3 separate regions of the Homo sapiens genome follow, and all the other regions are linked to region 1. The links are chromatin contacts, found by Hi-C in ENCODE. All regions are on one chromosome and are shown on one strand. The core of a region is the stretch at or near the end of the contact, and the rest is flanking DNA. Distances in the headings are between cores, read along the strand shown. Region 1 holds the start of SPRY1 (sprouty RTK signaling antagonist 1). Region 2 holds the start of ANKRD50 (ankyrin repeat domain containing 50). Region 3 holds the start of BLTP1 (bridge-like lipid transfer protein family member 1).

Region 1 (4,287 bases), core at 796-3,295:
AAGGGCTCTCCGAGAGGACAACCTGGGCCACCGCGCCGCCGCTCCGGGTAATCGGGGATGGAGGAGACCCTGTCCTGTTACGTTCCGCAGCCGCAGACCGTCGCCCACCCCGCCACCCAACCTTGAGCCCCCAGAAGCCGCGGCCCCCAGGGGGCAGGGAGCGGCGGGAGGGGCCGCGCCGAGCGAGGTCGTCCCTCCCCTCCCCTCCTCTCCCGGAGTCCTGGCTCGGGCAGCAGCGCCGCCGAGTCCGCACCTGCCGCGCCGAGCGAGCCCCGCCCGCGCGCCTACAGCCCAGCGGGCCGAGGGCGGCCGCCGCACACACTCACCTAGGCCGAAGCGGTGGCCGGGGGCCAAGCCGTGCGACCCGGCCCAGGTCCTGGTGCGGGCGGCGGCGTGCACGTGCCGCATCAACCGCGGCGGGGAGGGCGAGGCGGCATCGCCGGAGTTGGAGCGCCTCGGCTCGCGGCCTCCCCCGCCCCCGCCGCCACCGGCCAGGAGCGCTCCCCGCGGCCCCCTTCCGGCTGCGGAGGGCAGTTCTCCCGCGGCTCCGCGCGGCCGGGCCCGGACCTGTCACGGCTGGTGCTCGCCGGGCGGCTCAGTAACATCCACCTCGGGAGGTCTTCTGCAGCCCCTTTCCAAGAACCAGTTTTTACAAATCCTTTCAGGAAGGCTTCCCAAGTCTCAGAAAAACAAGTAGGGGAGTGGCGGAGTCGAGTGCGTGACGGGCCAGCTGACGGCACGGTGTGCTCAGAGAACTCGGGTTCTAGTCGCTCCTCGCAAGGAACGAAGGAAGGGATGGCGGCTTCCTGACGAGCGAAAAATCCACGTCACGGGCGTTCGAGACTCCGCAGCGCCCGGGTCGGGGCCCGAACCGCCGTCGGCGGGTGGGTCACGGAGCCGCGCAGTACCCCGGCGAAACCTCGGAGCACGCGCCTGCCAGGCAGAGGCTGCCGCGGCCGGGAGGGGGAGGGGGATTTTTTTACCCTTTTCTTTTTTTTTTTTTTTTTAGCGGGGAGGAGTGAAGAGAGTGAGGTTTGGGGATCCTTCTCGGAGAGAGAAAGGCGGGCGTCGTCCCTTGTGCCCCGCGCAGGCCGACGCGCTTAGCCGATTCCGCACGTTGGGCAAGTGGGGGCACAGCGTCCCCGGGCACTCCGGTCCCGGCAGGTCAGCCTCTCCCGGGCAGCGCTCACACCCAGTCCTCCGAGCCTGGGGTTCCACGGCCGAAATGCCTGCGACAGAGAATTAGAGATAGAAGCTCGTGAATGTCCCTTTCTTCGAAGGGCTGGGACCCCGGGCGGGCCGCTGGCCAGCTCGCCCGCAGCCCGTTGCCATGTGCTCCCTGTTGCTGCTCCCGGTGATTGACAGGCCGGCGCACAGTCGGCGTGTCAGCCGCGAACCAAAGTAACATGCAGTCCTGCACGTTTTTGCCGAGGTGCTTTTGCCCCCTGGAATGCCTAGGAGTTCAAACAACGTTCAAGCAACGCCTCTGCGCGTTAGGAATCAATACACAGAGACGGGAAATTCAGGTTTTAAACCAATGCTTCACTCGGGATTCGGTCGCCAACAATGCCTAAACAAACACGCATTTGGTCCACACACCGAGTGCTAGCCCCTCTTCGCATAAAGGCATTAACGGCTCTGTGTTTCACAAATTCGATCGTTTCAGACTTTAAACGTCTACTGTTCGGTTAAGGAAAGGTGAAAGGGACCCTGCTTTTTCTTTTAGCGGTAGCATTTACTTTAAGAGCATTAGTTTTAGCAGTGGGAATGCTACCGGTGTTTTGAAATGCAACCAGTAACCTTAGCTGGAAAGCAAGTTCAAATAAATAAATGTTCAGTTCCTTGCAAAAGTCAACATTTCTCACCTTATCTTTCCTAAAATGTCTACGGAAGGAAACGGTACTTACCTAATGCAAAGATTGCAAATTGCTTTTCAGGCACATTTAACAGCGACTGTAGCTGTTCCTTATCCAGGGCAGGGAACTGTGCTGATAATCACTCTGCAAAGCACGCAGTGGTTTGCAGAGCGGTCTCACTCCGGCTACGCAGAATTTCAGCTCCTTGCCTCCACCTCCACCTCCACTCCAGGACACGCCTCCGGTGATATCATGTGTCAATCACTCGGGCTGCCCGAAAACCTGGAACAGGATTTCCTTAACTATCGTTTCCTCTTTCGTTTATGTGTACCAACTTGGAAATGTTGCCCTACAGACTCGTGTAATAAACATCCTCTTAAAACTTCGGGAGTGCCTCTAAAAATTCTGCAAATGCAGTTTGTCATAGAGGAATACATTCGGATTTAGTTAGCAATCTTCAGTTGTCGATCTCAATTAAAAGGATTGGTGGACTCTACTCTTAAGTTGAATTAGAAAAGAATTGTGAAGAATAAAAGAAAATGAAAAAAGTTGTATGCCAAGCCATCACTTCTGACCAACTAGAGGGAAAACGTATATTGACACAAAAAGATGATTATATAACATTACAGTTCCTATTTACAACAAAGTTCAGAATATGTGAAACCTAAAGTTCAAAAGGTGGCACTCCTTACTGCAAATGTAATATAAGCATATGTAATAAAGGTGAAATTTTCTGCTGTGGGTTTTTTAAATAATTGCTTTACCTTGGCTTGTTATATGATTTCCCAAAAATCAAGCACATGGAGAAAAAACCAAATTCTTTCAATTTTGTAATATAGTTGTATAATTTTGCAAAAAATACAAACCCGTATATTTTTTAATTAGCTAAAAGTCAATTAATTAGAATAGAAAAAATTTATCAAGAAGTTTTATAATTCTTAGTAATAGCTGATATGACTGGAAAAAAAACACTTTAAGTAGGAAACTTGATTTCTACTTTCTTACAAACTATGGGATTTTAGGCATTTATTATCAAAGTTGTGCCTTTTCATGCTGCAGTGAGGATAACTTTTTGTGGAATTGAAGGTTCCGTAGAAACTTTTAAAAGCCACCTAAAGACCAAAAACTTAGTGGAAAGGAAATATTTTTCCAGGTACTATATATCAGGAGTAGCTTAAAGTCTGGCAAAACAAAGCAAACAATAACAAAACTCTAGAATCTAAATCATATAAACATATAAGTATGGAAATTTTTAGTTCAAAGTACATTTTTAGTCTCATTTACAATAGCAAGTGGTTCTGTTGAAACTATAAATATATACATACATAACACACACGCACACACACAGGACTTTCAAATGTCTGAGCACTTTCAAAAATTAAAGTTGTGTTTGGAATTGCCTCTGAAGAACACAGAGCATTGTTAAGAACATGAATAACAATAAAAAAGCATCATTAGAAAATAGCATAGAATAAGAATCAAGCCAAAAAGCTACATATTCACTCTTAATATTATGAATTGTATTAAAATAGGCTATTTAAAAGAATAAAATTGATTTCATTGTATTTTTTTCATAGATCTCATTAGATTTGGGGATGTAATGAAATTTTACTAGTGATGGATAGGTTTCTTGTGAATGTATTTGGAATAGACAAATCAAAAATAGACTATCCTATCAGAGTATCTTATTTGGTTCTTCAAAACTATTACCACAGTTGTGAGCTGAGAGGTCAGTTCACCAATATGATAAAACCTGGAGAGGGAGCACTGAACATTCTACCTTCATAAATCCTACAAAATATATTTGAAAGATTTCTATTGCAAATACACTCTATTTCAACCAGAAATGTATTAAAATAATTTTCATTAGATCAAGTATTTTTAAATTATAATAATCAAATCCATGAGATTTTTATCTAAAACACCATCACCATGGGTCATGTTGTATTAAGAAATTAAATATGCTGTACAGAGTTGATCAATAACCCTCCATGTCATTTAGCACTAAAATGCATTAATATGTTTTTCTCTAAATATTACATTACAAATAAATGTACGTATAGCTCTGTCACCTTGGTTCTAAAAGACATTGAATGAAACTTGCCTCTCCTGATTCCCCGCAACTATAAGACTTTGTAGAAATTCTAAATTTTTAGCTTAAAGTATACATTGTTTTTCACTTGGTAAGTTTAATTACATTGTAACTTGACTAAAAATGGATAACGGAAGTATGAAATTTTTCCAAAAATGAAAAACAATGCAAATATCAATGGGAAAAATCTTATAATAATTTTTAGTTTATTAAGATATGTCTAAATAAAGTGGAATGGAAAGTGAGCCCTGACTTGTCCTTAATTTTCATGTGAAAACAAGATTAGCCATCGCTTGTGTTAATTTGAGTTTTGAAAAAGAATAAAGTGAAATGAAAAAA
Region 2 (4,287 bases), core at 1-2,500, 1.3 Mb before region 1:
CCCTAATTCTGGAGAATTTATACTCTGCCTCTTTTGCTTGTGTTTTAGGAAAGAAGCCCAAAATTCAGGGTACATGAATTAAAATTAAATACTAAGATCAGTAAACCTCAATTGGCACGAATAAACAATATGAAAGAGTAAGCACAAACACGATCTATTTGTTTATCCATCTTTCTTATTGTGATAGCTATACTATGAAATTTCTAAAACTAGATGGGAGACTGGCTTAATATTTTGGCAAATAACCACATGCAAGTTAATGAGGAATGGGAAATAGAGCACTCTGGATTTTAGCATAAACAATTAAAATAAAAAATGCTACATTTCCTATTCCATCAGTTGACGGTATACTTATTTTCCCGGGAGAAATTTGGAATCTAAGCAACTCAGGTCCAGTAAGTGCAAACAACTGACATGCTTAGTCCAACAGGCCCCTGTGAGCAGGCCCTCTAGGGCATTTCCTGACGCCACATGACCAAGACCTTCCCCCCTAGTGGACGCTGCGGGTGATCAAGTGGCCCTGAGGAGCAGGGGCCTGAGACCCAGTCAAGCCTGCTGTCAACCTCCATCTGATGGAGGCCACGTCCTTTTCATGAGGCTGGTAGGAATGTCGCTGTATACCCCCACTATTTCTATTTTCGCAACATTCTTCCCAGTCTTTTCCTTCCTTCTCTTCGTCCCAGCCAAAGTAAAAGCATCCCTGGAATTTAATGGACTGAAAGGAGACCGGACGACTGAGGGGTAGAACGGGGCCCGAAGTGGCTTTGGAAGCAACGGGGTTAAGGGAGAGGCAAAAGGGTTGAGCAGAGAGAGGCAAGAGGCAATCTCCCCCTACCCAACTGCCCCTCCCAGGAGCAGATACGGCACCAACAGCCGGCGAGTCCCTCCGGCCTGGAAGACAAAGGAAGGATCAGGGCCCAGTGGTGACGGGGAGGGTGGGGGCAACGACTCGCGTGAGCTCGGAGACGTGAGAACGCAGCCCCCGCCCCGTTCTCCGCCTCCCCTGAGAAAGGCGGGGCCCCCACGCCGCCCCGAGACAGGTCTCCCCGCCGCGCCGGCAGCGGGTCCCAGGCGGCCGCACACGCCCAGGCACGGGATGCTGCGGGAGAGCGCGGTGGGGGAGGGGAAGGACGCGGAGGCGGAGCCGGCGGGCAAAGAAAGGCCGAGCGGCGGGGCGGGGGCGGGGGCGGGGGCGGGGTCTGGGCTGGGCGGGCGGGGCGGAGCCGGCCGGCCGGGGGCTGCCTGAGACAGTTACTGCCCTGACGGCGGCGGCGGCGGCGGTTGGCCGGTGGGGGCTGGGGCGAGCACGACCGATTCTGCTGGGAAAGCTGGAACTGGCAGCCGCCGGGGGCCAAGAGGAGGATCCGGAGCTGGGAGCGTGCCCCGGGCCCGGCGGAGGAGGCGGCTGCAGTTGGAGTGGAGTCTTGGGAGCGCTGCTGGCAGCGACTTCTCAGCGAAGCAAGTGTCTGAGACTGAGAGTCCCTAACAGCGGCAGCGGCGGCCACGGCGGCGGCTGGGGCCGAGGTAACCGGGGGGCGGCGGCGGCGGTGGAAGCGAGGCCCCTCCCTCGGGTTGGAAGCTGGGAGGCCGAGGCCGTGGCTTGGACCTGACCCAACCACCCACCCTCTCCGGCCTCGAGCCCCAGATTTGCCCTCTTCCCTCGCACCGCCGTCGGCCGGGTGGGAGCGGGAGCGGGGCATGGGGCGGGAGCGCAGAGGCGGAAGCCGACCGGGAGGCGACCCCTCGTCTGGGATTGGCAAGGACCTCAGTCACCCCCTCCCCCTTCAAAAGACACACCCCAATCTCGGTGCGGGGCGGGGTGCAGAGGCGCTCCCAGCCTCTGGAAGGGCAGACCTCGGTGTGGAGGCTGCACCTTCGCTCGTGGCCTCTCTGAGGTGGCTCCCCTGTGGCTCCTCTGGGCGGTTCCAACCCAAGGTGGTGCCCGGCGCTGGGAATCCCGGAGTTCCTTTTGTCTGTCAGCTGAAACTGGAGGCCGGACCTGTGGGCAGACACCCACCAGCACCGAAGCACTCTACTCTTTATCCCTTTCCTGTCTTGGAAGGAATTTCTCTCTAGCAGCCTTTTCTCCGGCCAGACTGGTAGATTTTATCCCTGACCTCCATCCTTGGCCCAGAGGAAGGAAGGATTCACATTTTACTTGTGTTTGCTTTATCATTCTTATAAGAACAGTCATCCCCCATCGTTTTTGTTTTTTTTTTTTAAACCGTTTCCCATCCAGCTGCAACCCTGGTAATCTTCCCCTAGATTTTTGCACATTATCAACAAAGAAGTGTGGCTGGAGGAGTAGACAGTCCTTGACTGACTGGACTGTGTAAGTTAATAGAGCTTCCTTAGCTGGCGCTGTTCTACCAGTCTACTGTGAATGAGCGTTTTGCCTGGAGTTAAGGGTGTTACTGTATGTGCGTAAAGTTTCTCCCCCCCTCCTTTGCTATGGTGAAGTTGCAAAAATCTTGGGTAACTTGATTAAAATGTGGCTGTTTGGGAAGCATAACAATGAGGAAGAAAAATGCAGAAGGGAGAATGTGATTATTTCAGTGGTTTTTGTCCAACTTTTTGAAAGTGCCAAAGGTGAAGTACGTGGATTTTTGAGATTACGTTAACTGGTACACTGCAACCTTTATTGTCCTTAATAAGTTTTTAACATATGATATTTTGCACTGAGGTATTTTTGTTTGTTTTATTTTAGTTACTTGTGGAAATTGTTGATTACCCGGACGTCTTAAAACCAAGAAACCTGTGAACAGGTTCATTAAGAATCTGCTGTCTTGAAAAATGCATATTATGAATGCTTTGAATTAAGAAGGTGTTAACAGTGGTTGTCATTTCTGCCACATAAGAGACTATAATCTGAAACAGTTCCTGGCAGTTGCCCAGATGCCTGAAACTGGCACGATCTAGTACTCTTGAGTGATCATCCTTCAACGAGAAATACAGAGCTACTTACATACTGTACCTCATACCGTATAAATGTAATCTCTCTGATGCCATTTAATGCAGTGGACCTCTTTTCAGAATCTAATTGTCAGATGCAGAATTAACACTTGGAATCTGGAGAAGCATTTTGTACAAATTGAAAGATTGGGTTTTTTCTTTAGTTTTCCACATGTATTGTCTCATCTCTGTTCTTGAAACATCCACAATCACATAAACTCCAGTTATAACCATGGAGTTATGTGACTCATTAAAATTTAGGAAAAGTGTTGCTGAGCTGTGGAATCAGGCGTTTCTCCCTCAGTTCAACAACTAATACATAGACTGCTGATCAAGAATAAGGAACCAAATAAAGTCATGCACGTTCTGTTGACAGAGGAACTCTGTGGCTGTTGAATTTTACTGTAACTAGTTACTCTGTCTTCAGAGTCAACTTAATATACAAGTTATGTCATAATGGATGGAAAGACCTGTGTTGATGTATCCAGACTCTAGCAAATGAAGATAAAAAACCCGTTATGACTAATCCTTGGGAAGAGAAAGTCTGCAAAATGGCTCAAACCAGTTTACTGCAAGGGAAGCAGTTTTACTGTAGGGAGTGGGTTTTCCACAAGCTTCAGCATTGCCTCCAGGAGAAAAGTAACTGCTGCAATAGTGCTGTCAATGCACCATCACTTGTAATGAATTCTGGGAATAATGCTAGTGGTGTCTCTGGAAAGGGAGCTGCCTGGGGTGTGTTGTTGGTAGGAGGGCCTGGCAGTGGCAAGACGGCCCTATGTACTGAACTCTTATGGCCAAGTTCACCTGCAAGTTTGCAGAGAGGTTTACATCGCCAAGCTTTGGCCTTTCATTTCTGCAAAGCCCAGGACTCTGATACTTTGTGTGTTGGAGGGTTTATTAGAGGTCTAGTAGCCCAGATCTGCCGCAGTGGACTACTCCAAGGATATGAGGACAAGCTAAGGGATCCAGCAGTCCAAAGCCTCTTACAGCCTGGGGAGTGCGAGAGAAACCCAGCCGAAGCATTTAAAAGGTAACAATAAAAATGTCATGGTGTTCAGATTTCTATGCTGAAATTAAATTAATTTTTAGTTGTAGTTTTTTGTTTTAACTTTGTGGGTTACTTTTACTGGTGCTGTACATTTGGCCTTAATCTGAAGTTATGAGTATACCTGTTTACTTTGAATATCAAAGGAAGTAAAATTTAGGTTTTGGTATTGCACAGCATATGGATTAAAATGGATTAAAAGTGTATCTTAATTTTACTTAATAACATAATGTTACTTACATTGCCTATAAATGGTAAGGGAAATTTGTTCTTATGGTAGAGAAGCACAT
Region 3 (4,287 bases), core at 1,244-3,743, 1.2 Mb after region 1:
CTCAGCTCACTGCAAGCTCTGCCTCCTGGGTTCATGCCATTCTCCTGCCTCAGCCTCCCGAGTAGCTGGGACTACAGGCACCCGCCACCACGTCCGCTAAATTTTTGTATTTTTAGTAGACACGGGGTTTCACCATGTTAGCCAGGATGGTCTCGATCTCCTGACCTTGTGATCCGCCCGCCTCGGCCTCCCAAAGTGCTGGGATTACAGGCGTGAGCCACCGCGCCCGGCCATTTTCTCAATTTCTTCTTAAAACACTTTACAAACATAGGTAGATTAAAGAGCAAGCAAAAGAGAGAACAGAATTTTGACACCTGTTAAGCAAAGGATTTCCCTGCTTTCTCCTGCCAATGCACAGGCTAAGCACATGACTTAATTTGTCAATCAGGTATCAATAGCTCAAAAGTCAAGTAAAATGACTAACAGGTTACATTACATATCACCACCACCCCACCCCCATTCCCTAGCAATATAGGCAGATTAAACCACAACTGAAGCAGAAAGTCAGAAGACCCAGCTACTTGGGAGGCTGAGGCAGGAGAATGGCGTGAACCCGGGAGGTGGAGCTTGCAGTGAGCCAAGATCGCACCACTGCACTCCAGCCTGGGCAACAGAGCGAGACTCCGTCTCAAAAAAAAAAAAAAAAAAAAAAAAAAAAAAAGTCTTTAACCGAAAATTTGACCTTTTTAAAACTTAGCCAAAAATACTTACCCAAGTTTTTTTCCAGAGTTTGCAACGTTCTGTTTTTCCTTCTACTTTTCTTCAGATAGCCTTTCTGCAGTGTTTCATCTTAACAAACCTGAAAAGTATGGCATTTTAACTAATTATACAAGGTATTCTGGCTTTACGAGCAGCATAACCATTTCTGATTATATGATTTCGTTACTTAATCATGCACAAACAGGACGAAACTCTTTTAGTCCAATATTACGTTTCCTTGTTTAAAGTTTCCAAACAACAAATACTCCTAAGTATAAAATAAAACTACAACTTCCAAACTGAAGCCTTCCAAAGACTCCAAAACCACTGTACTTAAGAGCATGAGTTTGGTAATCAAAGGTCCTAGAGATCAAATCCTATGTTTAAAACATAACTCAAAATGCACATTGAGAAAGTTTCTCTCAAACTGTTGGGTCCTTGCCGGCAAGAACAGTGCCATAATGTCCTTCCTGGCATACTTTTTATCAAATGAAAATCTTGCAAAATCACAGGGTGCTTGGGAGTTGGTATGGCATACTGACTAAGGGACTGCAAACGAGTCAGATTACCTGGTTTCAGTCACAGCTCTGACTTTGAACATGTTACTTTGTAGGTCTATTCTGTTCTTTCATCTAGAAAATGGGAATAGTAGACTTTACATTATAGGATTGTTTTGATGATTAAATGTGATAATATATGCACATAATTATATGTACCACTCAATAGTTACAAAGTATTCTGGTTATTCATCTATTTTTATACTTTGTATATTTAACTTGGAATAAAACAACTTCATTGCTATGCACAGGGTGAAAGCAGAAACCACTAAACCGGTTGAAACTTACAGGCGCTTAGACAGTTATAAAGCCCATGATTTCCTTAAAAAGGAAATTCACATGAACTTTTACCTTTAACAAACGTCAACACTAAGGCCAACAGGAAGGTAAAAAAAAAAAAAAAAAAAACGACAACAACTAATACTCTCCGGAAGAAAAATCAACTTCTCTTCACCTTCCTTTGACCAATAGGAAATTCTGCTGAAACGTAGTCTTCTAGAGTGCAGTGCAGCAAGCACCAATTCAGAATACAAAACACATCAATCCCAGAGAAGAAAGCGGGGGTTGTTCCAAGGCTTCCCCGCCCTCGGTCAACCGACCCTATATTAAGCAGCATGGGGTCTACTACAACCCAGTGCAGCTGGCAAGGCTGCAGTCCGAGCCTGCGGGTGCACGGTCCTTCCTGCCGAGTCCACACACCAGCAAGTGGAGCGCCTTACCATCACCCGCAGGAACTGCTCCTGTATCAAAGTCCCCAGCCATCCGACTGCCATGGCCCTTCCAGACTTTGCCACTGACCTCCAACCCTCGGTTTATAGGTGCCAGGGCTGTAGGTAAGGATGGCAAAGGAATATGAAGGAGTCGCCGCCGCAGGCAGCCACTACTAAGCCAAAGCTCTCAGACTCCGACCAGGTTGAGTTCCAGAGACACTGGAAAAAGGGGCTGACGACCTCAACCCCGTCTGGCCCGGCCCATCCCCTCACCTGGGCGAGTGCCGAGGCAGCCCGAAATCCCTCTGGCCTCTCTCCGGGGAACGCCGAGGGCCTTGGGCGGCGGCAGGGGCGGCGACGGCAGCAGCACCGAGCCGGATGCAGCCTGCGAAGCTCTGCCGGTGCCCACACCCTTTAGCCCCGCCGCCCGGGGCCGCCGCCCAGGTCCAGACCCTGGCCGCAGCCACCGACACCCAAGGGGGCGGAGGAGGAGGGGAGGGGTCCCAACCGAGGCCGGGCGGCACTGCGCCTGCGTCAGGCAGCAACGTCACACGCCAGCGTCGCCGGCGCCTCGAGGTGCGCCACTCAAGCCCTGCCCAGGAATCCGGCGGCGTCCCGCCCTGTTTCCTCCTCTCTGGGCTGCAGAAGGAGCCAGAACCCTGAATTTGAAAATCACTTTGCTACCCTAACAACCCAAAGGAAAAGTTAGTGCCTTCCTGATAGCAGGAGACAGATAAGCCCACTTAGGAGACGGAGGCTAACGAAAAAGGAGCATCGGATGGGTGTATGACGTGAAATGAGTCCTTAAGAAATAGAGATGCTGTTATGACATGATCAATAAGAGAGCTCGATTGTGTGAAGTGCTGCCACGCTGAATCTCTCAACTAAGTCTATTATTATGCTGATGATATTAATGAAAAGTAATTTGCTGCTCCTCTTTTTAAAGAGAAAGGCTCTTAATATTATTTAGCGGGTGAACCAAGGCAAACGACTTCTTGGAATTAGAGGAATGTCGCAGATATTTATTTGTCTGCGCTATATACTAGCAATAGTAAACAGTGTTTAGCAGGGCTTATTGACTAATCCTTCCAAAATCCTGTGAGGCTATTCTCATCCCCGTTTATCTCCATTTCACAAATTGAAAAACTAAGACACTGAGAGGTTAAATAACTTGCTAGAGAACCAGGGTTTGGACCCAAGAAATGTGGCTCCAAAGTATTACTGTATACTGCCTCTGAAGTTCCAAATGTCTAAATCTCTAGTTCTGACTTCTTTCCGGAGCTGAGGTACTTACTACAACCTTAATATTTCCACATGGCTGTTCCACTCTCACCTCAAAAGGAACAGATATGAAACCAAATTTAAGATAATGCCAGAAAACACACGAGGTACAACAATTAACTGTTATTGCATATAAGGAAATAGAGGCCCAGACAGAAGTGGTTTATGGAAGGACTGGATGAAAACCAAAAGGAGAAAAGCATGCACTGTCTTAGTTACTTCCTTCTGCTACCTGGACACTGGTACTGGCCTTATGTCAATTAACTCTTTAGAGTTTATTTCTGCCCCTCTACAAAGAAATTAATTTCAGTTGTCTTTTTCAACATCTGGAAGATTTCTAGTCAATCTTTGTTTTGTAATAAGGGAACCACCACAAGGATTCAAATTTGCTACAGCCAAACTTCGGATTTTGCCCAAGAAGGACATTGTGCAAGTACAAGTTCTCTGGACTAGAAATTACCTAGAGATGGTTCAAGTTCCCCAAATCAAAAACTAAACTGAAACTAAGTTGCACTGTAGCAGAGGGGAGAGGAGAGAAGGAAGTTCACTATGGCCTTTCTGTAACCGTGTGAGGGGACTGTGGGAATCTGGAAGTTTCTGCCTCTACTTCCTTTCCATCCCTGTGATCAAGAGTCACCCTGTAACTACAGCTATGCATTAGGCGACATTGTATAAATGAATTATTTATTTTAGAAGCCTCTATTCTAAAGGCCTTTAGTCTTGTGAAAATAATTATGCTCTTTGACATTTCATATGGCTCACTAAATTTGCATGGCAAGGCTTACTGCCTTCTCCAGTCTCCCACCTATTTTTCATTTTTCTCTAGCATGCCGTTAAAGTAAGGATGCCAAAGAAACTGTCTCCATTGAATCCAAGAAGAATTTCTCTAATGATGAAAGCCTTCAAGTGATTTTTTATATCTTACTTTTTATTTGAAATAATTATAAATTCACAGGAAGTTGCAAAGATAGTTCAGAGTGGTCTCATGTACTCTTCACCCAGTTTCCCCCATAGTTACATCTTGTATAATTATAGTACAG

What was found. Hi-C counts contacts between places; a loop is a spot of excess contacts on that map. Pooled maps may share reads with other maps.
Region 2: a map of ascending aorta shows a loop between it and region 1 (6-fold over the local background). The contact joins the promoter of ANKRD50 here to the promoter of SPRY1 in region 1. A Hi-C loop is called at or near these places in 4 of 168 maps with a recorded cell type or tissue (CD4-positive, alpha-beta T cell, ascending aorta and naive thymus-derived CD4-positive, alpha-beta T cell), 2 of 37 single-sample maps with no recorded cell type and 16 of 50 pooled maps.
Region 3: a map of B cell shows a loop between it and region 1 (11-fold over the local background). The contact joins the promoter of BLTP1 here to the promoter of SPRY1 in region 1. A Hi-C loop is called at or near these places in 2 of 168 maps with a recorded cell type or tissue (B cell and naive thymus-derived CD4-positive, alpha-beta T cell) and 8 of 50 pooled maps.

What each region holds. Positions count from the first base shown.
Region 1 is chr4:123,394,553-123,398,839 of GRCh38, reverse strand. SPRY1 (sprouty RTK signaling antagonist 1) reads right to left here and starts at 2,045. Exons shown (of 3, transcript NM_001258038.2): 1 at 1,908-2,045; 2 at 984-1,229. RefSeq lists a silencer at 61-610.
Region 2 is chr4:124,709,695-124,713,981 of GRCh38, reverse strand. It overlaps ANKRD50 (ankyrin repeat domain containing 50), which reads left to right and starts at 1,250. Exons shown (of 5, transcript NM_020337.3): 1 at 1,250-1,524; 2 at 2,708-3,982. The coding sequence starts at 3,471. RefSeq lists enhancers at 711-1,276, 1,277-1,842 and silencers at 994-1,373, 1,524-1,763.
Region 3 is chr4:122,150,537-122,154,823 of GRCh38, reverse strand. It overlaps BLTP1 (bridge-like lipid transfer protein family member 1), which reads right to left and starts at 2,493. Exons shown (of 88, transcript NM_001384125.1): 1 at 2,240-2,493; 2 at 712-799. RefSeq lists silencers at 2,239-2,318, 2,389-2,578 and an enhancer at 2,401-3,202.